Linked DNA regions of Homo sapiens: region 1 is linked to region 2. A link is an interaction called in ENCODE POLR2A ChIA-PET data of the cell type or tissue named here. Cell type or tissue: IMR-90. All regions are shown on one strand. Links, peaks and the distances in the headings refer to the core of each region. The heading gives the core; the rest is flanking DNA. Region 1 overlaps BABAM2 (BRISC and BRCA1 A complex member 2). Region 2 overlaps RBKS (ribokinase).

Region 1 (5,000 bases), core at 1-5,000, 100 kb after region 2:
CCACAGAATCTATGAGCATAAGAAAATGGTTGTTTTAAGCACTGAGTTTGGGGTAGTTTTGTAGGTGGCAGTAGTAATTGGAATGTAGACCCTGAAGAATAGGAGTGGACAAGAGCCTGTAGGAGGGTGGAAGAGATGGGGAGAAGAGCAGAGATATAGAGGTTAAGTCTCCAGAGGGAGAAGGAAAAGACAAAAGGATTAGGAAAGAAATGGGTGAATATTGAGGAGAAAGGGTGAGGAATTCACAACTGATGACAGTAAACAGCATTTAGTTTTTTCAAGAATTCCACTGGCTGCTTTATATATTTTATATATATACATATAAATGTTTATAAATGTATATATATAACATATATACATATACATATATGCATAAACTTATATATGTTTATATATACACACACATATATATGTATATATGTATATTTAGTTTTTTTTTAATTTTTATTTTTTATGAAGTTGAAGTAGAGCTCACCTGCCAAGAGGTAGAAGGTCTACAAAGGCCTGGCTGCTTGGTGGAAAGTATTGAAGATGGTATAGATGACTGACCTTTAGCTTCTTGCCTAACAAATACTCTTGTGAGGAAAGACAGACAGAGGCTTGGCATTTTGTCATTAAGTGTGAGTGGTCTGCCTTCCTTGGGAGAATTTGCACACAGTATACACTATCAGTGTGAAGTACTTTGAGCCCTGCAGAAGAAGGAGAGATGGTTTTTTCCAGAGGAGTGCCTTGGGCTCAATGTGGCTCTGTGTTCGTGAGTTCTGAATCTCAAGATAACTTGAGGAATTTGAATAACCCAAAGCCACTTGTAGTTTTGTGAAATGGAAGGACACCACCTTTAGAGTGGGTACTTAGATTTTAAGTGCTTTCTTGAGAGAAGAAGGCAACAAATCTCCAGTTCTAACTATGAAGCTTTAGAGAGCTTTTGTCCAAATTGAGGACTCAGCATGAGTTGCTAATTGAGTGGCAGAGTTGCTTCTATAAAAGTAAGAATTGTTTTCTGTAGCATCCAGCAATCTGGTCACCAACCACATGCGAGTCAATGTATTGTTTCTGTGAAGGATTACATGCTCCTTGTTTAAATATGGTCCTAAGAGCCTAGGAATCCTGCAAGTTTTAGACAGACAGTTTTCCATTTAGTGACATAAGATACCTAATTAATTGTTGGAATCTTTTAATTAATGTTTCATGAAGAGAGATGCTGGAGAGCCTCATTAAAATACTATTACTGGATAAAAGAACAGTAGTTTCATGACAGGATAACTGTGATATATCCAATCTTTATGTAGTCTAGTCAGAAGATAGAATTTGCTCCTAGGTTATCAGGAGTCTAATATATTTCACTTTTAATCTCTGTCACATGCTTCTATTTCAATATTTCTTAATGTTCTGTTTTTTTTTTTCCTGCTGTGTTGGAGTGACCTTGGCACTTCTGAGATGTTGTGACTTGTGTTTGCTTCTTTCTCTACTTCTTCCCTGAAAACTGCAATACATGTAGATAACTCGCTGTCACAGACACTGCTTGATTTCCTTCTGTCTGACTTGCGTAATTTTCCTGGCAGAGGCACAACTGTCTTTGTCCTTTGTTATCATCAACTTACATTTAAACTATCAGAAAAAATTGCCATTTTGATGCTATTGCTTTTGAAAAACTGCTCATTTTCTTTTGCTTGATTTTTTTTTTTCGTACTTTCAGTGAATGTTGGCTAGAGCTTGTGTGTCTTTAACCGTTTTTACTCTGGTCATAGTTTTATTTTTATTTTTTAGTCTTTTCATTCATTGCTTCTGAAAAGCATTTTTTATGTCTACTTTTGAAGAATTCTGATTGCTTCATCCTAATTTTTCAGCATCTTAATTTTTCATTCATTTCAATAGATTTTTTTCCCCACTTCATCTTCTGTGGATTACTGGACTTGCTTTTGTTCATTGTTAGACTTATTGTTTAGATCTGTCGTGTGTGAACTCAAAGGATCCTTCATACCATTTTTTTTACATCTTTCTTATCCAGTTACTGGGCATTTCAGAGTTATTTGACAGTAGAAAGTATTCAGTTTTTTTCATGAATTCCACAGGCTAATAAACTTGATTTTCACAAAGTTTGTGAAGGCGGGTGGAGTTTTGCACAGACTTCCAAGCACTATTTTGTGGGAGCTAAAGTATAAGGCATAGTCCAAGATTGCCCTTTGTGTGCAAGTTTGATTCTGCTGCTAGTGCTCTGGTTTGTGCCTGTGTGTGCAGTCAGCAAAAGACTCATTGTTAAACAATGAACTCAGAATTCAAAGAAAGATTGGTGTGGTTTTTTTTTTCTCCCCAGCTAGCATTCTGTGGTTATTTCTACTGATTTTTTGGCAAGTGTTGCTTGTCTGTGTCGAGCTGTGCCACATCAGCCTTAAGTTTCTACTTTGCGTAGCTCAGCTAGGAATTAGAAAGAAATATTTACAGTCATATAACATTTCGTATTTTCCAAAGTAGTTTTACTTAAAATGATCTCATTTTAATCTTCCAACAACTTTCTGAGGGCTGGCTGTCTTGCTTTACATATAAGACAGGACCACAGAGCCTAAGTGACTAGCCTGAGGTCAAATAACTGGGAGATCAGGGACCTGGAACTCAAGTCCAGGACTTCTGAGTCCCAAGCCCAATGCTTTTTCCACTTCACATGTTAGGAAATAAATATCATCTTTATTATCATACAATAATAACCTGCTTCTCAGTATTAGTAGATAAGAGCAAATCAACTGCTTATGATGAGAAATAAGGATAAGCAATGGCTTTGCTGAATAGGAAGCAAACACACTATCAGATGCTAATGCCTTCTGCCATACATCAGCTGGGGAAGGTGGTGGTCAGTTGGCATTGGGAAGTAAACTGAAAAACTTCCATTATTGTGTGGCCATCTCTTAGACACTTTAGGAGTAACAACTTGTGGTTGGTTATTTTTTTTTTGTTTCTGAGGACAGAAATCACCTGCAGAAATTGGTGAAGACAGGGTGAGAAGTTAATCAGGCTTATGTGAGACAAAGGCTCAGTTTCAGCTTTGAGATGTAGAGAATAGTCCTAAGTGCTTTATTTTGCTATATGTGTTTTTAAGACAACAGACGGTCCGATCCTCAAACTTACAATGGTTCAACTTAGGATTTTTTCCCTTTGCGGTGGTGCGAAAGTGATACACATTCAGTAGAAACTATGCTTTGAGTACCCATGCAACCATTCTGCTTTTCACTTCCAGTATAGTAGTCAATCAATTACATGAGATAGTCAACACTTTATTATAAAATAGACTTTGTGTTAGATGATTTTGCCTACCTATAAGCTAATGTAAGTGTTCTGAGCACATTTAAGGTAGGCTAGGTTAAGCTATGATGTTCAGTAGGTTATTAAATGCATTTTTTACTTAACAATATTTTCAGCTTATGATGGGCTTACTGGGAGGTAACCCCATTGTAAGTTGAGGAGTATCTGTAGTTAGCATGTGATTGTATCTTCTATGCCTTGACCCAGTAATATGGATTTGTGATTCACTTCTATTACCTGGCCTAATACATCTCTAATTCCCTTAATTATCTTTTTTTTTTTTTTTTTTTTTGAGAGAGAGGGTCTCACTCTGTCACCCAGGCTGGAGTGCAGTGGTGCAATCATAGCTCACCGTAACCTTGACCTCCTAGGCTCAAGTGATCCTCCCATCTCAGCCTCCTGAGTAGCTGGGACTACAGGCATGCACCCCCGCATCTGGCTAATTTTTAAATTTTTTTTGTAGAGATGGGGTCTCACTATGTTGTCCAGGCTGATCGCAAACTCCTGGGCTCAAATGATTATCCTGCCTCAGCCTCCCAAAATAGTGAGATTACAGGCGTGTGCTACCATGCCTGGCCCCCCTTAATTATATCTTTTTGATTCATAAGTTAAACAACAGTTTTGAACTACTTTCTAAAATCATTTGGAAATTTTTGTTTGTTTCTTTTTTTTAAGAAATGAGATCTCACTCTGTGTCACCCAGGCTGGAATGTACTGAATCATAGCTTGCTGCAGCCTCAAACTCCTGGGTTAAAGCAATCCTCCGGCTTCAGCCTCTCAAGTTTCTGGGATTACTGGTGTAAGCCACTGCATCTGGCTAATGTTTTAATTTTTTATGGAGACAGGGCATTGCTTTATTGCCTAGGGTGGTCTCTAACTCCTAGCTTCAAGGGATCCTCCTGGCCTCCCAAAGTGGTGGGATTACAGGTGTGAGCCACTGTGCCTGGTGGTTTTTCTTTAATGTGGGAAATATGAGGGAAGGAAACTTAAAGGTCAAGATAATAAAGTGGACCAGATACGTATAGCTAAACTCTTTGAGCATTTGTGAGTGAAAAAATTGGGTTTTCATTTTCAAATGTACTTAAAATGTATTTAGAAATGAAGTTATCAAAAGATTTTAACTGTAGCTTTTGATTTAAATAAGTACCCAGTTTTATTTTATGAAACAGAAGGGATCAGAAAGAAATTTGATATGGTCAAAAGCAAATTTAATTAAAATAGAATATTAGCTCTTCAAGCTACTATTTTGCTATAGTACCTCTTAAGAAACATGGGTTTGTCAGAATTTATGTCATCTTAATAATTAACTGAACTGAAAGAACTGCATATGTTTTTAGAGCTAAAGACCATTTGATGTCATCTAATTTACTACCTATTGTAGCAATTGCTTTAGTAGTGTTCTTGGTAAATGCATATGTAGCTACTATCATTAAAAAGAATATTATCCACGAGACAACATTACAGTGCTCATTCAAAAAATATTTTTGTCGTAGGAACAAAACAACTTTATTTTCTTATTTGCATTGACAGTTTTATGGTACTGAAAGGAGCTCTCAGCAGAATTCTTATTTGAACTAATTAACCATACCAAAATTCCTTTTATAGTGTTGATCTTTTTGACAAGTGGAATTACTAGAATTACCACAGTAATCATCTGGTTGAAGAAATTGTGGATAATGGCAGCAGACTATAGATGAAGGAAATCG
Region 2 (17,236 bases), core at 4,610-9,609:
GCAACACAGCAAGACCCCATCTCTACAAAAAATTAAAAAATTAGCTGGGTGTGGTGCTGCATGCCTGTAGTCTCAGCTACTCTGGAGGCTGAGGTGGGAGGATTGCTTGAGCCCAGGAGTTTGAGGCTGCAGTGAGCTGTAGCACCGTAGTACTACAGCCCAGGCAACCTGTCTCTGAAAAAAAAAAAAAAAAAAAAAGGCCTTTGGGCTGGTGGTGCACACCTGTAATCCCAGCACTTTGGGAGGCCAAGGCAGGCAGATTGCTTGAGCTCAGGAGTTTGAGACCAGCCTGGGCAACATGGCAAAACCTTGTCTACAAAAAATACAAAAATTAGCTGGGTATGGTGGAATATGCCTGTAGTCACAGCTACTTGGGAGGCTGAGGCAGGAAGATCACCTGAGCCCGGGGAGGTTGAGGCTGCAGTGAGCCCAGATTGCACCACTGCACTCTAGCCTGGGCAACAGAGTGAGATCCTGTCTCAGAAAAAAATAAAGACCTTTAATATACAAAGTTAATGCTGCAATCACCATTATTAGGCCTGATTATCTGAGAGTGGTGATAGGTTTGAGATAATCCAGTTATTTTCTCTCATTTCTACCATTTCTTCCTATACAAGGTTTATATTATTTGCTTGGTTATAGGATCATTTGTTTGAACATATGGCTAAGCATTCCAATCAACATAGCCAACTAATTATATCTAGCTGTCTTTCAACAGAGTTCAGGAAAGGACAGATTTCACCTCATTATATATTACCTGGAAAGACCTGGTGACTAATTTTTGATCTCTGAAAATGAAAATCTCAATGCATGATCAGATGATTCTCCCACAGTAATCTAGCACAGAAGGTACTTTTTGGTTAAGGTGATGGATACTCTAATGCACTGCTTTTCAAGCTATCCGTGGAGAAGCACTGGCCTTGTTTTCCTTTTCTTGTTTTCAATCCATTGTGGACTAACAATTTTATAAAATACAATAACAAGGAGATGAAAACAAAAAAGAGTCATACAAACTACAAGGCCTAATTTATTATTACTATTATATTCAACGGTTGTAAAGTTATTCTGTCAAATTGCTATAAATGATCCTAACTGCTTACTCTCAATTCCTGTGCTGTTTGGACCGGTGACAATCTGCATGCAGCCTGGCACCAGCCTGAGGACTGGACTTTGAACAGCACCACCTTAATGTACCGAGTTAGGAGGCCAGCAGGTCTTATTTTCCAGTTGGACCCTGCTGGTGGAAGCAGGATCTGGTCAAAACATGGTGCAATGAAGACGCTGGCTGAAAAGAGGAAAGTGACCTCTAGTTGCTCTCACTGCTCATTAGCACAAGACACTCCTACTGGACCCAAGATAGTTTACAAATGCCATGGCAATGGCCCAGAAGTTACCTTTTATAGTTCTGGAAATTCCCCACCCTTTTTCCAAAAAGTTCTGAATAACCTGCCTCTTAATTAGCATATAATTTAAAGTACATGTAAATATAGTTGCTAACAGCCCATACACTACCCTCTGGGCACATAGCCTATCAGTTAGCCCTGCAGCACTGGTTCAATCAAAGTTGCTTTTTCTTTTTTTTTTTTTTTAATATTTAACAGCTTTACTGAGATATAATTATAATAAAAACCCTGCATATATTTAATGTATACATTTTGATGGGTTTGAATACATGCATACATCTGTGGAACCATTACCACAATCAGTGTAATAAACATCCATCACCTCCAAGTTTCCTCCTGCCCATTTGGCAAGATAAAATAAGATCCAGAGATCTGCTGTACCACATCGTGCCTATAGTTCATAATACTTTATTGTATGCTTAAAATGCTCTTAAGAAGGTAGATCTCAAGTTAAGTGTTCTTACTACCCCCCGCCCCCCCACCACACAAAGTTGCTTTTTCTTATCCTTGGCTCACTCTTAAATTCTTGCCTGGGCAAAGCCAAGAACCCTCCTTGGCTAAGCCCCTCAGGGCAGCCTGCATCAGTATCACCTCTGTCACAAAACTTCATGCTTGATGGTTCTGAAGGGAAAACAGATAGCTACCTGTATTAGAGAGTTTGATAGTCTCATATATGAAGGATAGTCTCATATTTGAAGGATAGTTTGATAGTCTCACATTTGAAGGAAGCAAGACAGGGTAATTTCTTGAAGGTGTTTCCAGTTTGCTGATTCCTGACCTGGGTCATTTGGGTTCATACCTGCTCATGGTTTCTGTGCTCATACTGGGCCAGTGCATCTTGAGTTCCTTACTTGACCATGGTCCTCTCCTGAACTGCCAACTTTTGATGTTTAGGAATAACTTCCTCTTCTTAACATTTGGCTTCAATGGAATGGAGCAGGAAACACTTAACTCAGGTGAAGATTTAAGAAAGATGTCCTAATAGGCTCTTTGCCCTGGGAGGAAGACTTTCATTTTATACAATATCTGCCAGGATTTTAAATCTGAAAATACCATCTCCAGTTATCACTAGACTGTAGCTTTGGTCCATGACTCAGCTAAATACTGACTAACTCTTAAGTACTTGAAGTGTTTCATTATACATGTATCACTGTATAAATAATGAGGTAACTCATTTAATATTCTTTGTCACAATATCTTAACAAATATTTCTCCCTAGCTCAATATAAGTTTGTTTGGGCCATCAATCTTACTTCATAAGAGTTTGAATTTTAGTTTGTTATAGGTAGCAAGAGGTAAATAAATCTTGCTGAGAAAGCCATAGAAAATTTTTACCTGTTTTTCTTTTGCTCCTTCTGTTCATTTTTATCTTGATAAATTTCATGGTTTTGGTTTCTACTTAGAACTTGTCATCTTTAAAAAACTGCTATAAAGCAAGTTTGGCTAATTTGCTTAATAAAAATGTATCTCACAATGGATAAAATATGATTAATGGACAGATAATAACTTCTTTTACAAAAATATATGATTTTCTTTTTAAGAAGTCTGAGAATATTATGCAATTTGCTTAAGCTTTTAAATAATTCCATGTCTAAAGGTTCCAAGTTATCTAACCAAAGTTACCCTGGATAGGTTTTAGCTGCAGTCATGTTTTTTGATCCTCTGCTAGGCAGACACACAGGCTAAAATCCACTGTGGTGCTAAGCATTAGGTGACTAAATCAGGGGCATGGTAGATGTATAGAACTTTCAAAATTGTACAGATGCTAACATAAACCATCACACACAAATGGTACCTTTGCTTTAATCAACCTCCTAACTGGAACATTTCCCAAAATACAGCCCCCTGCTTCTATTCCTCTCCTATCCACTCATATGGTTTTAGGATTCATTTCCCACGTTCAGTTCCATAACTCAAATATTTCTCTTTGTCATTTCTTTCTTTGCCTCAAATTCAACAGACCTAAAATAAAATCAATTTCATAATCTTAGGGTTGGAAGAGATCCCAGGGGACATCCAATCTTGACTTTAATGGCTACATAAATAGCTTCCATAAAACATCCAAGAGAGGGGTTCTCTAATCTCTCCTTTAATGTCTCCAGCTCTAGGAACTCCCCTCTTCCCAGCGAAGCCATTTTGGGTGCATAGCTTCCAACGCCAATTCTATGTCCAAGTTTTCCTACACAGGAAATTATATCATCCTCTTTCCAGTTCCCAGGTCCTCTTAATTAAGTCAGCACCATCTGATTACTCTCCAAACGCTCCATAGCTAATCAGGTATGAGATGGGTCAGGCCTAAGTTTTTAATCAGCCACCTCTCACAGACCCATAATTCCTGGAACATAATTAATTGCTGATTAATTACACTGATATTTTAAATCTATCAAGAGCTCAATCTTAGCAAAAGAGGGTTTCTTGCTTTGAATCTGATGCTTCACGTGATGTTTTTGACCAAATAGCCATGTGAAAATTATGTTAATCATAGGTTAGAAATAAAATTACAGTTTACTAGCAGATGGAGTGATAATTGTATAGTTTATACATCATTTAAAACTCCTGTGGAGAGAAAAGTGCTGACTGCAATGAAAAATGACATTTCGAGAATTTTTGGTAAAATCTACATAGTTCACAGGAGAAAGCTCATTCTTTTAAGTTCCTTGTATTTTTCTTGCCCTTTAATAATGTGCAGACACAGGCTGGCTTTCCCTAAAAATCAAAGAAACACAATCATCTACCTTTCCTGTTATACTAATGCTATAATGCTAGCGCCTTAAAATTTCATGAAAAATGAAAAGTGAAAACTTTTGGCAGCCCATTTATTTTCAAATTATTTCGGTAGCATGGATAAAAATAGGAATACTGTATGTTACAATATCATATCTCTACATACATGAAAACAAAACTATGCCAAAAGCTCAGTTATATGTAGCTCATTAAGGCCCAGATTCTTTTCAGATCTAAGATACAGCATTAGAAGAAAATGACTTAGAGATGAGTAAATCACCGGTTATTACAAGAAGTTTCCAAAAGCTGTGTTGCTGCGGTGAAACCTGCTAAAAACAAGGTGACTCATGCTGTTGTTTAGAAGCTGGATGACAGAAACCCATTGGAGTACGCTAATTTCCCTCACTTCTCACACCCCAGTTACAAACTCATTACATTCAGGGAATGCAGCATTAAGTTATTTGAGAACTGCTACTTCCCAGAGGATTCAATGAGGTAGAAATTAGTATAAAGGACAAGGGAGACTATTCTCTGTTATTTAGATCTTTAAAAACAATAAACTTCCACAAGAATTGAAAGCAGGTACTCAAGTAGATGTATATGCATGTTAGTAGCACTGCTATTCATAACAGCCAAAAGGTGGAAACAGCCCAAGTGTCCATCAATCCATTCATTGATGAATAAAAAAATTGTGGTATATCCATACAATGGAATATTATTCAACCACAAAAAGGAAGGAAATACTGATATATGCTACAATGTTGTACCTCAAAAACAGTATGCTAAGTGAAAGAAGCCAGGTACAAAATGTCACATAATATATATTCCATTTATATGAAATGTCCCGAATAGATAAATCCATAGAGATAGAATGAAGACTGGTGGTTCCCAGGGCTTTAAAGGGAAGACAGAATGAGGAGGAACTGCTTAAGGGGTAAGGGATTTTGTTTTGGAATGATGGTAAAGTTCTGGAACAAGACAGAAGTGGTGGTTGAATGTATTAAATGCCACTCTATGTATTACATGCCACTGAACTGTTCACTCTAAAATGGTTGAAAAAATTAAAAACAATGAACTCCAGTCTTAAAACCAGATTCTTACCTCTAGAGTCCTCTCCACTATACTTTGTACTTACCTTACACACCATGGACGTCATTGCTCCAAGCCGAGCAGCTTGGACACACTGGTTGGCACCTTTCCCTCCAAAGCCAATAAAAAACTTATGTCCATGGATGGTTTCTCCAGTTTTTGGCAAACGAGAAGTAAGACTATTGTAATTTAAAAAGAGAAGAAAAAAGCATATTGGTAACTGTAATCAATTTAAGTTCTTTAGAAGAGAGGGAAGGCTATATGGTAGAGCTCTAAATAGTCTTAACAATTAGAACTATAAGCAGAAGCAACGAAGATTATCTCTTCCTTTAGGATGACATTTAGTAGTTTGCATCATTATCAAGAATGAGTCTCCTTGACAGAATTCCTCTCTCTCTCCTAGAGACCACTACTGTGGCTAGTGTTGTACTGCATCAGGGTTATTCATGAATACTTTTCCTTCATATTCTCTTTCTTAATGCCAGCACAGAACTTTATTCACAGTGGGATTTAATAAATGGGATGAAATTAATGTATATTTCTATATGGGTTTATCTGGTCACTTTAACAAGAAGCAGGAAGTGTTAAACCAAGAAGCAGGAAGTGTTAAACCAGACCAGGATTCTGATAATCAAGTACAGGACCTAAGGAGAAGAGGGAAGTTACAATTCCAGGTGCTAAAGAATCTTTTTTGTTTACTAAGGGGTAGAGTAAGAGTGGGGTGTTCAGAGAGCAGGATCAGGTTTTAGTCTTAGTCCATCCTGCATACCACATCATTTCACGTGCTCACTCAAAAAGGGTGTCTATTTTAAAAAAGGAACACTAAAGAGCTAAGTTATTTTTAAATTTTTATTATGGAAGATTACAAACCTATAAAAGTAGAGAAAACAGCATACTGGCTTCCCTTTCCCTCATTCACCTATCATCCAGATTTAATAATTTAATACTTATTGTTTCATAGCCAATCTTGTTTGAGTCAATACCTTCATCAGCTTCTCTAAGAGGTAAGAATTTTTACCATAATGCTATTATTGCCTAATGATGATAGTATTAAGTGAGGCAAAAAGAATAAAAGGTTTGATCCAGGGTAAGATTTTTATATTTCATATTATTAAAGATGGAAGGTGTGAGGAAATAAAATATTTGAAGGATGGAAGGAAATGATTGACTTTAAAATGAAAGAGGCATTCTGGGGAGTTCTAGGGCAAGTGAAGAAGATGGGCTCAGGTGGCACGAACACTGGCTAGCTGGCCACAGAGAAGTGGGCCAAGGGCCAGAGGGAGCAGATAAAAAGAGGGTAGGTGTGACCAAAAAAGGTTAACTAGCTTTAGATAGGAAAGAAAGGTAAAGAGGTAAGTTCACAATGGTAAGGCCACTGAGAACCTACACTGCTTTTACAGGTTAGAAATTTATATTAATTTTCCACATAGGTTGTGATCTATCTGAAGTCAGTATCTTATATTAGAACAGAGCAATGACAAGTCCTAACAGCCAGTTTGCAACGGGATGACATATAACTGATGCTAAGAACACACGATTGCTTCAATAAAGACCAAGCTCAACCTGTTAACCTCCTTTATATAGCTCTAAAAGTGTCAATAAATTGAGCTGAACTACTCCATTCCCTTGCAGTACACTGTCAAATATGGTTGAGATTCAAAAGAGCCTCATCAATAATTTGAAAACATCCCACTCCTCCCCTTTAAATTCTATTTTTATCTTGGATTCTAAATGCATTTATAGTACTGATGAAAAAAAATATACATCTAGAAGGTTCACTTCTGAAAAAGGTACTCAATCAAGAGAAAAATGGTTTTAATGTAATGTTATTATCCTGTCATTTAATTTAGCAATGACAAGTGATGATGAGATTTTGATTTGCATTAGAAATCTTAAACATCTTAGGATTCTGTTATGAACAGGCAATGATGAGTAATCTGTGTGATTGAGTAACTATGTGAATTCTTGGCTTACTGATGCTGCTACAAACAACACTCAGAGCAACCTGAAAAAGAAAAAATATACCATGTGGCTAAAAACAGGCCAAATAACTTGATTAGTAAGACTGTCACTAAAGAAACTTATGATTTCCACTACATCTATACTTAGATCTGGGTTACAATTCACTGGTTTGAATCAAGTGTAATTTTTATTACTAACTGTGAGAATTCATTTAAAAATCACCAGATTATTACTGGGATGTATATATATATGTGGGGGAAGGGCAAAATCATGGGTACAGTAGGTGTGTTTGATGTGGGAGCAGATGGCTGGGATTTAAACTCATTTCTAAACAACTTCTATTAACACAAGCATTGTATTAATTCAGTGATCACTGAAATTCTTCACTCTTTTGGTATTTTACTAATTTCTCCTCTTTTTCTTCTGCATCCTTCCCCTACTCTTGTCTCTTTCTTCCCTTAACTGTAGACTTTCCCTGCATGAGGACAGGGACCAAGTCTGTCATGTTCTCCATTTTATGCAATGTGTCTGTCACTTGACACGAGGTTAACAGATATTTGCTGATTGAACAGATTTTTGTAAGAGTCTCCCTTTGTCTCTGTCTCTGTCTCTCTTTCTCTCTTTTTTTTTTTAAACAGAGTCTCTCTCTGTCACCAAGGCTGGAGTACAGTGGCACGATCTCGGCTCACTGCAACCTCCACCTCCTTGATTCAAGTGATTCTCCTGCCTCAGCCTCCCAAGTAGCTGGGATTACAGGGGTGCGCCACCAGGCAAGGCTAATTTTTGTATTTTTGGTAGAGAGGGGGTTTCATCATGTTGGCCAGGCTGGTCTCGAACTTTTGGCCTTAAGTGATCCGCCTGCCTTAGCCTCCCAAAGTGCTGGGGTTACAGGCATGAGCCACCGCGCCCAGCCTCCCTTTGTCTCTTTTCTGTGTCTCCCCCGTATAGCATCTATTCCTGTTCTGAAATGAGGATGTGGAGGTGTTGATTAGGGAAGCAGGGGGAGACTGGCAGGGATGACTGGGCAACTGTCCGACAATAACAACTCCATATTTTACCAGATCTTGCCCACTGCACTCCCAGTATCAGCAGCATTCCTCTTCCACAAGCAAGAACTGTAACTAGAAGTCATATATTCCTTCATTCATGCACTAATTCAACAAATGTTCATCACTGTGTCCTGATGTATCTCCTACAAGGCAAAATCAACTTGTTGACAATGGCATTAAACCTAACCCTGATGCAAGTAATACACGAGTGAAGAAAATAATTCACGGAATAAGGAGATTAGTATGTTCCATTTCTTTTTGGGGGGGGGGTGGAGTCTCACTTTGTCTCCCAGGCTGGAATGCAGTGGTGTTATCTCGGCTCACTGTTACCTCTGCCTCCTGGGTTCAAATGATTCCCCTGCCTCAGCCTCCCGAGTAGCTGAAATTACAGGCATGCACCACCATGCCCAGCTAATTTTTTTTGTATTTTTAGTAGAGATAGGGTTTCATTTTATTGTCCAAGCTGGTCTTGAACTCCTGATCCCCCTGCTTCAGCCTCCCAAAGAGCTGGGATTACAGGTGTGATCCATGGCGCCTGGCCTGATTTTTTTTTTTTTTTTTTTTTTGAGACAGAGTCTGCTCAGTTGCTGAGGCTGGAGTGGAACACAAAAATGGCTCACTGGAGCCTCAACTTCCTGGGCTCAGATGATCCTCCCACCTTAGCCTCCCAGAGAGCTGGGACCACAGGTGCACACCACCACTCCTGGTTAATTTTTTGTATTTTTTTATAGAGACGGGGTTTTGCCATGTTGCTCAGGCTGGTCTCAAACTTTTGGACTCAGGCGATCCTCCTGCCTCGGCCTCCCAAAGTGTAGGGATTGCATGCGTGAGCCACCGTGCCTGGCTGATTTATGTTATTTAAAAGGAAAAAGATATAGGTATATGTTCTCCCATGATATGTACATGCATAAAAAGTGAAAAGTTAAATGACAGGTATTCACAAAGAAAGGTGGGGACTAAAAGTTTGTGTGTTATTTTATATTCTTATGCACATAAATACATACGACAAGAATATTTTAGTGTATTATACGATACCACTTGTCACTACATCAGATTCACGTGGCCTCTGCCTCATTTACTAGCCACCAGTTCTTGGTGGGCACCAGCTGGCTTCTCGCAGGTGTCACCTAACAGAGCCTTACTGAATGCTGCTCTCATTCCACCCCTGGGCTTCTGTCTCTTCAGACTGTCCTGAAGGACTGAGCAGCCAGTGGTCAACTTGCAAATGTCAAATACCTTTGTATACGCTCTTCCTTCTTCCCTGTCCCCTGCTCTTGACTCGGGGGTTATAGTGCTAACTGACTATGTGCACTTAAGCCTCTGTCTTAGGCTCTGGTTTCTGTTAAACCCAGACTAAGACAGTTTATGGCGGATTTAATTTTTTATAAAGTAAATAAACTGAAGAGTGGAGAGAGCAACTAGGAAGTTAGTTACAAACAGGCAGAAGCATTTCTGAATTATAAATCCTAATTTAATTTGAATGAGACTTTCCTATCTTTCTTCCTTATTGAAATCATGAAATTATGTTCAGGTTCAAGAAAGCATCTGCACAAAGCACCGTCTCCTGGGATGAAAGCATTACTATGATTTGTTCTAATTAAAAAAAAAAAGAGGTTTAACAGAGTGTCAAAGACAGAAAAATTAAATTGCTCAAATTAAAAAGAAAAGGAAACAGTATTAGTAGAAATACATTGTTACTACCATTTAAAGGTAAAAATAGTGTAAATTTCTGAATGAGGGAGAAAACCTGAACAGAGAAAACCATGCCTAAGAAATATATTTGAATTTAAAACAAATTCATAGCTTTTAAAATGCCACAATGTCTTCAGGTTGGACTGAAAGGAACAGTGATAAATGTTCATACATGGCCCCAGTCTTCCCTGCCATGAGAGGCCACGTGGTTAGAGCCTGGGTGTGCCAGGCAGGAGGCCTGAGCCACTTACTGATTGTATTACTTTTGACAGCTTTTCCCTCTTTGAACCAGCTTCTTCTCTTGCAAAACAGGTTTAATAATACTTGTCAACTCCTTAAATGCCTGGGTTTTGTGCTCTGAGTTAATTCACTGACAGGTGTTACCAGAACAACTTATCAATTGCTTTTAACTTCTTGACAATGATGTGGTTTTTACAGATTCTCAGAGATTATTCGAACCAAAGGAAGGAATGACCCGGTAATAGGGGGATGAAAAGTCTTTCAACCAAAGAGGTCATGCTAATATTGGCTTCAGCCAAAAGTCACCAAATGTGTTGCTTTTTGGCTTTTGCACTGATCTTTTCTCCTTTTGGCTGCAAGCTTCTGACAACAGAAGCCTCTATAACAGGAGATTGTACTATTAATTATTACCCAATTAAAATTCATTACACTAATTTATTATTCTTACTGCCTGTATTCTTCAACCATATTTATTCTTCTCAGCATTTGTATATGCCACATTTAAAAGGCTGAGAGTAATTTCAAAATCAAGTGAGTGACATCTATTTCTACCTCTGTAAAAAAATCTCCCAACTAAAAATTCATTCTATGTTCCCTAACCCTTCATTTGCAGACGTATATGTTATTTATTTAAGGTAATGAAACATAAATTATGCTTTATGCAGTTTTTAACTGATTTTGATTACTAACCCATATCTTTTTTTTTTAAGAGACAGGGTCTTGCTCTGTTGCCCAGGCTGGAGTGCAGTGGTACAACCACAGCTCACTGTAACCTCGAACTCCTGGGCTCAAGCAATCCTCCTGCCTTGGCCTTCTGATTAGCTAGGACTACGGGGGCACACAACCATGCCCAACTAATTTTTTTTTTGTAGAAATGGGGTCTCGCTATGTTGCCCAGGCTACTCTTGAACTCCTGGCCTCAAGCAATCCTCCCACCTTGGCCTCCCAAAGCACTGATATTACAGGCGTGAAACTCATATCTTTTCCTAGCTAAAATGTCTGCGACTAAAATGTCATTTTGTCTGAAGATGCAGCTACTCTGGAATTTGTAGAGTGGACAAACAACACTCTAGCCAGAAGTGACCAGCCTTTCACAATGTCATATCCTTGAGCCCTATTTATTTAAAACTTACTTATGTGTGAAAAAGTGTACCAGGCAATGAGAGAGACAATAAAGATTAGTACATATGGTCTTCTCCCATGTTACAGTCTTACAGGGCTGACTTCATTCACATCTCTGCTCAAATGTTACCTCTTTAGAGAGGACTTCCCAGACCACCTTATAGGAGACACTCCCTTCTTAATATAATTTTTAAGTATTGACTCATTCATTCTGAGAAAAAAAAAAACCAGGTTTTTGAATCAGAGACAGCATTTAAATACTTATACTTTAGTTCTCCAGTCCCCCACAAGGTTACATGATAAGAATAACTCCCTAATAGTAAATTTTGGAGCCTATATAGGACATTTCACACACAGCTGCTGCTCCTTCTCCCCTCTGGGGTGGGGGAAGAAGCAGCATGCATCACCTGCACATGACCTACTGACCTTTGCTTTGTAAACAAATCCTCTCAGGGAGAGAAGGGGAGGGTCTCTAGGTTTACAACCTTCAGAAGGAAAACAAATTATCTTGGGGAGAAGTCTCTGAATCTCTCCACAGGTCTTTAACTTCCAAGGCTTGTTTGCCATTCAAACATTCTTTAGGCCGGGCGCGACGGCTCACGCCTGTAATCCCAGCACTTTGGGAGGCTGAGGTGGGCAGATCACGAGGTCAGGAGATCAAGACCATCCTGGCTAACACGGTGAAACCTCATCTCTACTAAAAATACAAAAAATTAGCCAGGCGTGGTGGCAGGCACCTGTAGTCCCAGTTACTCGGGAGGCTGAGGCAGGAGAATGGCGTGAACCCAGGAGGCGGAGGTTGCAGTGAGCCGAGATCGCGCCACTGAACTGCAGCCTGGGCGACAGAGCGAGACTCCTTCTCAAACAAACAAACAAACAAACAAACAAAATTCTTTAATCCGGTGCCAGAAATCTTTGCTCAGAAAGTCCTGATCATGCAGAAACATGAAAACATTCATGAAGCATTGCTTCCCAACAATTTTCTTCATAGCAATATCACTACATGACATTACAATACTCATTTCCTTCTTTTCCTGCTTTCTTTTGGATTAACTGTATTCCATTTTACGTTCCCTGTTTGTGTGTTATATTCTACCTTCCCTTCTCCTCCTCCTTTTTTTTTTTTTTTTTTTTTTGGTAGAGACAAATCTCAGTAAGTTGCCCAGGGCTGGTCTTGAACTCCTGGCCTAAAGTGAGCCTCCTACCTTGGCCTCTCAAAGTGTTGGGATTACAGGCATAAGTCACCATGCCTGGCTGATTTTTTCCCCTAGTATTTTAAAAGTGGTTGATCTAGGGTTTACAATATGCATCTTAAACTGATCACACTTTATTTTCAAACAGTACCATACCACTTTACTTAAAAATGTAATCTACTTTACATATTCTTCCATTTCCCCTTCCTAACCTTTGTGCTATTGTCATACATTTTACTTCCACATGATGTAAACGTCACAATACTGTTATTACTTTATTAATTTTAAATGTCAATTGCCTTTTAAAGAAATTGAGAAGTGAAGAAAAAGTCTTTGTATTTACCCATATATTTACCATTTCTGGGGGTCTTCATTCCTTTGGGTGGATCTGGGTTTCCATCTGGAATCATTTTGGTTCCACCTAAAGGAACTTCCTTTAACATTTATTATAGTGTGAGTTTTCTGGTGATAAATTCTTTTATTTTCCTAAAAAGTCTTTAGGAAGTCTTTATCTTTCCCCTTTATATTGGAAAGATATAGAATTCCATGTTGACAGTTTAGTTTTCAAGCACTTTAAAGATTTTATTTTCTTCTGACTTGCATCTTGTTTCTGACAGGAAGTCTGCAATCAATCTTTGTTCCTCTATATGTAATGTGTACCTTTTTTTTCTTAACCTCTGGATGCTTTTAAGAGTCTCTGTTTATAACTGATTTGCAGGAATTTGATCACAATGTGCTCTGATGTAGTTTATATCATGCTCATCCTGCTGGATGTTCATTGTTTGCATAGTTTGCATCAAGTTTAAAAAATTTCAGCCATTATTTTTTCAAACGCTTTTAGTGCCTCTCTGCTTCTCTCTCCTTTTATTCTTAGACTCCAGTGACATATATGGTAGGCTGTTCCACAGGTCACAGACACTGTGCATTTTTTTTCTCTGTGCTTCAGTTTAGATAATCTCTTTTACTAGTTTTTCAAGTTCACTTATCCTTTCTTCTGTCATGTTCACTCTGCTATTAGGCTCATCCAGTGGATTTTTTATTTCAGATATTGCATTTTTCATTTTTTAGACCTGGAATTTGGTTCATCTATAGATCTTCCATTTTTCTTCTGTTCATCTTTTTCTTTAAATCACTGAGCATATTTGTAACAGGTCTTTTAAAATCCCTTTCTGGCTGGGCATGGTTGCTCATGCCTGTAATCCCAACATTTTAAAAGGCTGAGGTGGGAGGATTGTTTGAGCTCAAGAGTTTGAGACCAGCCTGGGCAACATAGTGAGACCTTGTCTCTACAAATAATTTAAAAATTAGCTGGGTATGGTGGCGTGCACCTGTGGTCGCAGCTACTTGGGAGGCTGGGGCAGGAGGATTGCTTGTGCCTAGGAGGTTGAGGCTGCAGTGAGCTCTGATTGCACCACTGCACTCCAGCCTGAGTGACAGAGTAAGACCCTGTCTCAAAAAAAAAAAAAATGCCTTTTTGCTAATTCCACCATCCCTGTTTTTCTGTGTTTATTTTGACTGAGTGGTTTTCTCCCCACTCTTGGTTATAGATCACATTTTCCTGATTCTTTGCATGTCTAGTGATCTCTGGATGCTCACTAGTTACTCCAACATGGGCAGAAGTAAATATTTTTGAATGAACGGTCTACAGCTTAAAAGAAATTATATTATAGAAAGTTGAGAAGACAGATGCCTAGGTACATAATAAATAATACAATGGGGTGAGAACAGGGCAAAAGTGCTATGTATGACAGAGGCCCAAGGGAAAAAGTAAGCCAGTTATGAAATTTCCGAATTGAAAATGAAGTTATGTGACGGGAGTCTTTATAAACTTAGTTGGGAATATGGTCAGAAAAATGGGGACGAAAAGGGGCACATCCTTTTTATTCTTCCAGTATGGCATGGAGGGCTGAGTATACAAGGTGTCAGGAGAGGCTTATCACTCAAAATATTAAACATACACATAAAAATTAAAATACTACCTAAGCTCAGCAAATCTTTTTGGATAATTATATATATATACTTCCTTCCAGCTGAGCTCAGTCCTAGAGGAAGAAAAAAGGTTGGATAGGGAGGTGGGGAATGAGCTAATTTTGGAATTAGAGATTGCAAGAGGCAAGGGCAGGCAAAATGTATATGTATGTATAGGGGATTAGGAAGTGGGGATTGGACAACTATTTTGGATGGCAAAGGTATGTGTACAAGAACTGGAAAGTGGGAAAATCAGAATGCTGAAAAACAGAGCAGAAAGGGTTTGGTGGAACAAAGTCATTTGTCAAAAGTTCCTGATGAACTGCTTTTAAATTCACTGAAGACAAGAAAAGTATGCATTTGTAAAATAATAAAAATGACAGTGACAAATAACTACAAAACCAATATTTTATTTTCTATTTTGCCAATTAATTATAGTAAATTTTAAATTCCAGAATGACTTCTGTCACTACATTATAATTATCTGGGTTACATCTTTTTGCCATCTGCTGGTGTAGTTTAAAGAAATAAAAACAGATTTTAATTTTATCCTAAGCAAAATATAATTAGAAGGATAAATCAGCATAAGACAAAATAATGTAATCTGGAATCAATTATTAAATTTTAATTTATCTACTATTTTTGGTGATCATATATAATCAAGAACTCATTATGTTATTTTGAGCTTAACAATATATTTGTAAGATGATCTAGGGTAGGCATTATCATCATCTGTTTTAGGGAAAAAGTGAGAGTTCAAAAGGTATTGGCTTATCAAAAAAACACATAGCTGTTAGGGGTTGAGCTAATTTTTAATTCAGCTCTTCTGACTCCATTGCTATAGTTTTTAACCACAATATGCTACTTTCTTTGACAATTGGTATTCTTTCAATTTTGACTATAATGTTGGATATTCAATACATAAAACACACAAATATTTACTTAACAGTCATTTATATAAGAGCATAAGAAACAATAATTCTATACTAAAAACAACCTATATTTCATCCCTTTCCACCACTTCTTGTTTTGAGTGTGTCACTAGGTGATGTTACACAGGAAAGAATGGTGGCTTTCCTCGTGGTCTCTTGACACTGTTCATTCTTAAAATCTTACTTGTATTTCAAATATCTTTGCATAGCCTATTCTTTATGCCTGAAAGTTCTTTCCTTTGCTTCTCAGCTGAGCTAATCCATTCAAATCCTTTAAAATTCAACTCAGACAATCATCTCCTTTGGGAGTCCTAATATAGTAAGTCCAATTGAAATAACTAATACATTAATAATGGCAGATATTTCTAGAGGACTTATTATATGATAAATACTGCACTAAACACTTTATAACTATCAATTCACTTAATCATTACAATAACCCCATGAGAAAGTTATTATTATTTTGATCCTATTTCACAGATAAGGAGAATGAAAATCAGAGAGATTACAAAACATATCCATGTTCACCCAGTAGAAGATGGCAGGGCCAGGATTCAAAGCAAGGTTGATCTGACTCCAAAACTTACAAAATATTATCCAGAAATGTACCTAAAGCTCCTTGGACCTATTTATATTTTAGGATTTTATAATTTATTGTGTAATTTTTATTTAATAGTAATTATACTTCTGAAGAACACTGGTGTTCTTCAAGCTGAACCAAGATGCTGAGACAGCAAGGCCAAATAATGGTGCTCCTTTCCTACTTAATTCAGAAGGCATTAAGTGAATGGACACTATGTTATCAAATTTAACTTTTCTTCTTAAACCCGAGTGCAGTATTCTTTATGTAACCTATAGTCTAGCAGAAGAGAGCATACAATTTCATGGGAAGTATGAATATAGTTAACTTAAGCTTAATGTTCTGTGGTATTCCACAAAAAGTGTGACTTACCTGTGCTCTACAGCAGTGGTCCCCAGCCTTTTTGGCACCAGGGACTGGTTTTGTGGAAGACAATTTTTCCAGGGACCAGGGGGAGGAAATGGTTTTGGGATGATCCAAGCACATTCCATTTATTGTGCACTTTATTTCTATTATTATTACAGTGTAATATATAATGGAATAATTATACAACTCATCATAATGTTGAATCAGTAGGAGCCCTGAGCTTGTTTTCCTGCAACTAGACGGTCCTATCTGGGGGTGACGGGAGACAGTGATACCTGAAGTGTGTTGTTTATGTCCAGTCTACTCCATAATCTCGTTTTGGTTGCTGTTACTGCAGAAAACTCTGCTTCACAAAGATAGGGTGTTGGAAATGGAAGCAAGCTTTTCAGTGCTTTTGGGGCAGTCTCTGGATATTATGCCTTGACTTCAATCCGGACTGTGTGAAGATTTGAAGCTGTTTCAACATACTTTTAAGGCCACCGTCATTTGCGATCTCAAGCAGTTGGTCCTTTTCCAGCACGGACAAAGTCGATTCACCTTGGCTTATCCACAAATGGGTTGCAGATCCATTCCTTCCCAGTCTGGGGGGTCTTTTGTGGTTGGGAAGTAATGCTCAAACTCCTTTAAAAGCTGAGATAGGTGATCATGCACCAGCTGGGGGAAAGAAGGCCCTGGTTCAGTCTCTTTCAAAATATCTGCTAATGTTTGAAACATGTCAGAAATCCCCATGTTCACTTGTCACCCCCATAATTCCAGTTTGGCTTTGAATGCAGCCCCTTTATCTGACAATTTGAACACAGTTGTCATTCTCCCCTGAAGTGACAGATCGAGTTCGTTGAGCAGGTTGAATATGTCACACAAGGAAGCCAGGTTTGCAACCCATTCTGTGTCACTGAAATGTGCTGCCAGTGGTGAC

Evidence for each region. Peaks named below come from ENCODE experiments on the same cell type or tissue, not always from the same donor. Only the 100,000 strongest peaks of a DNase experiment are listed, where the experiment ranks them.
Region 1: POLR2A ChIA-PET joins it to region 2 with 13 read pairs; 3 of 35 experiments call an interaction of 5 or more read pairs at or near these places.

What each region holds. Positions count from the first base shown.
Region 1 is chr2:27,958,158-27,963,157 of GRCh38, forward strand. The region is part of intron 3 of BABAM2 (BRISC and BRCA1 A complex member 2); the gene reads left to right. Among named protein-coding and RNA genes, the nearest start is that of MIR4263, 36 kb to the right of the region's middle. RefSeq lists a silencer at 1,405-1,699. In IMR-90, for the core only: no CTCF peak of the experiment used is centred there; DNase peaks (open chromatin) are centred at 2,314 and 4,024; H3K27ac peaks cover 1,717 bases.
Region 2 is chr2:27,853,177-27,870,412 of GRCh38, forward strand. RBKS (ribokinase) reads right to left here. Exons shown (of 8, transcript NM_022128.3): 2 at 5,263-5,395. Among named protein-coding and RNA genes, the nearest start is that of RBKS, 29 kb to the right of the region's middle. In IMR-90, for the core only: no CTCF peak of the experiment used is centred there; a DNase peak (open chromatin) is centred at 7,195.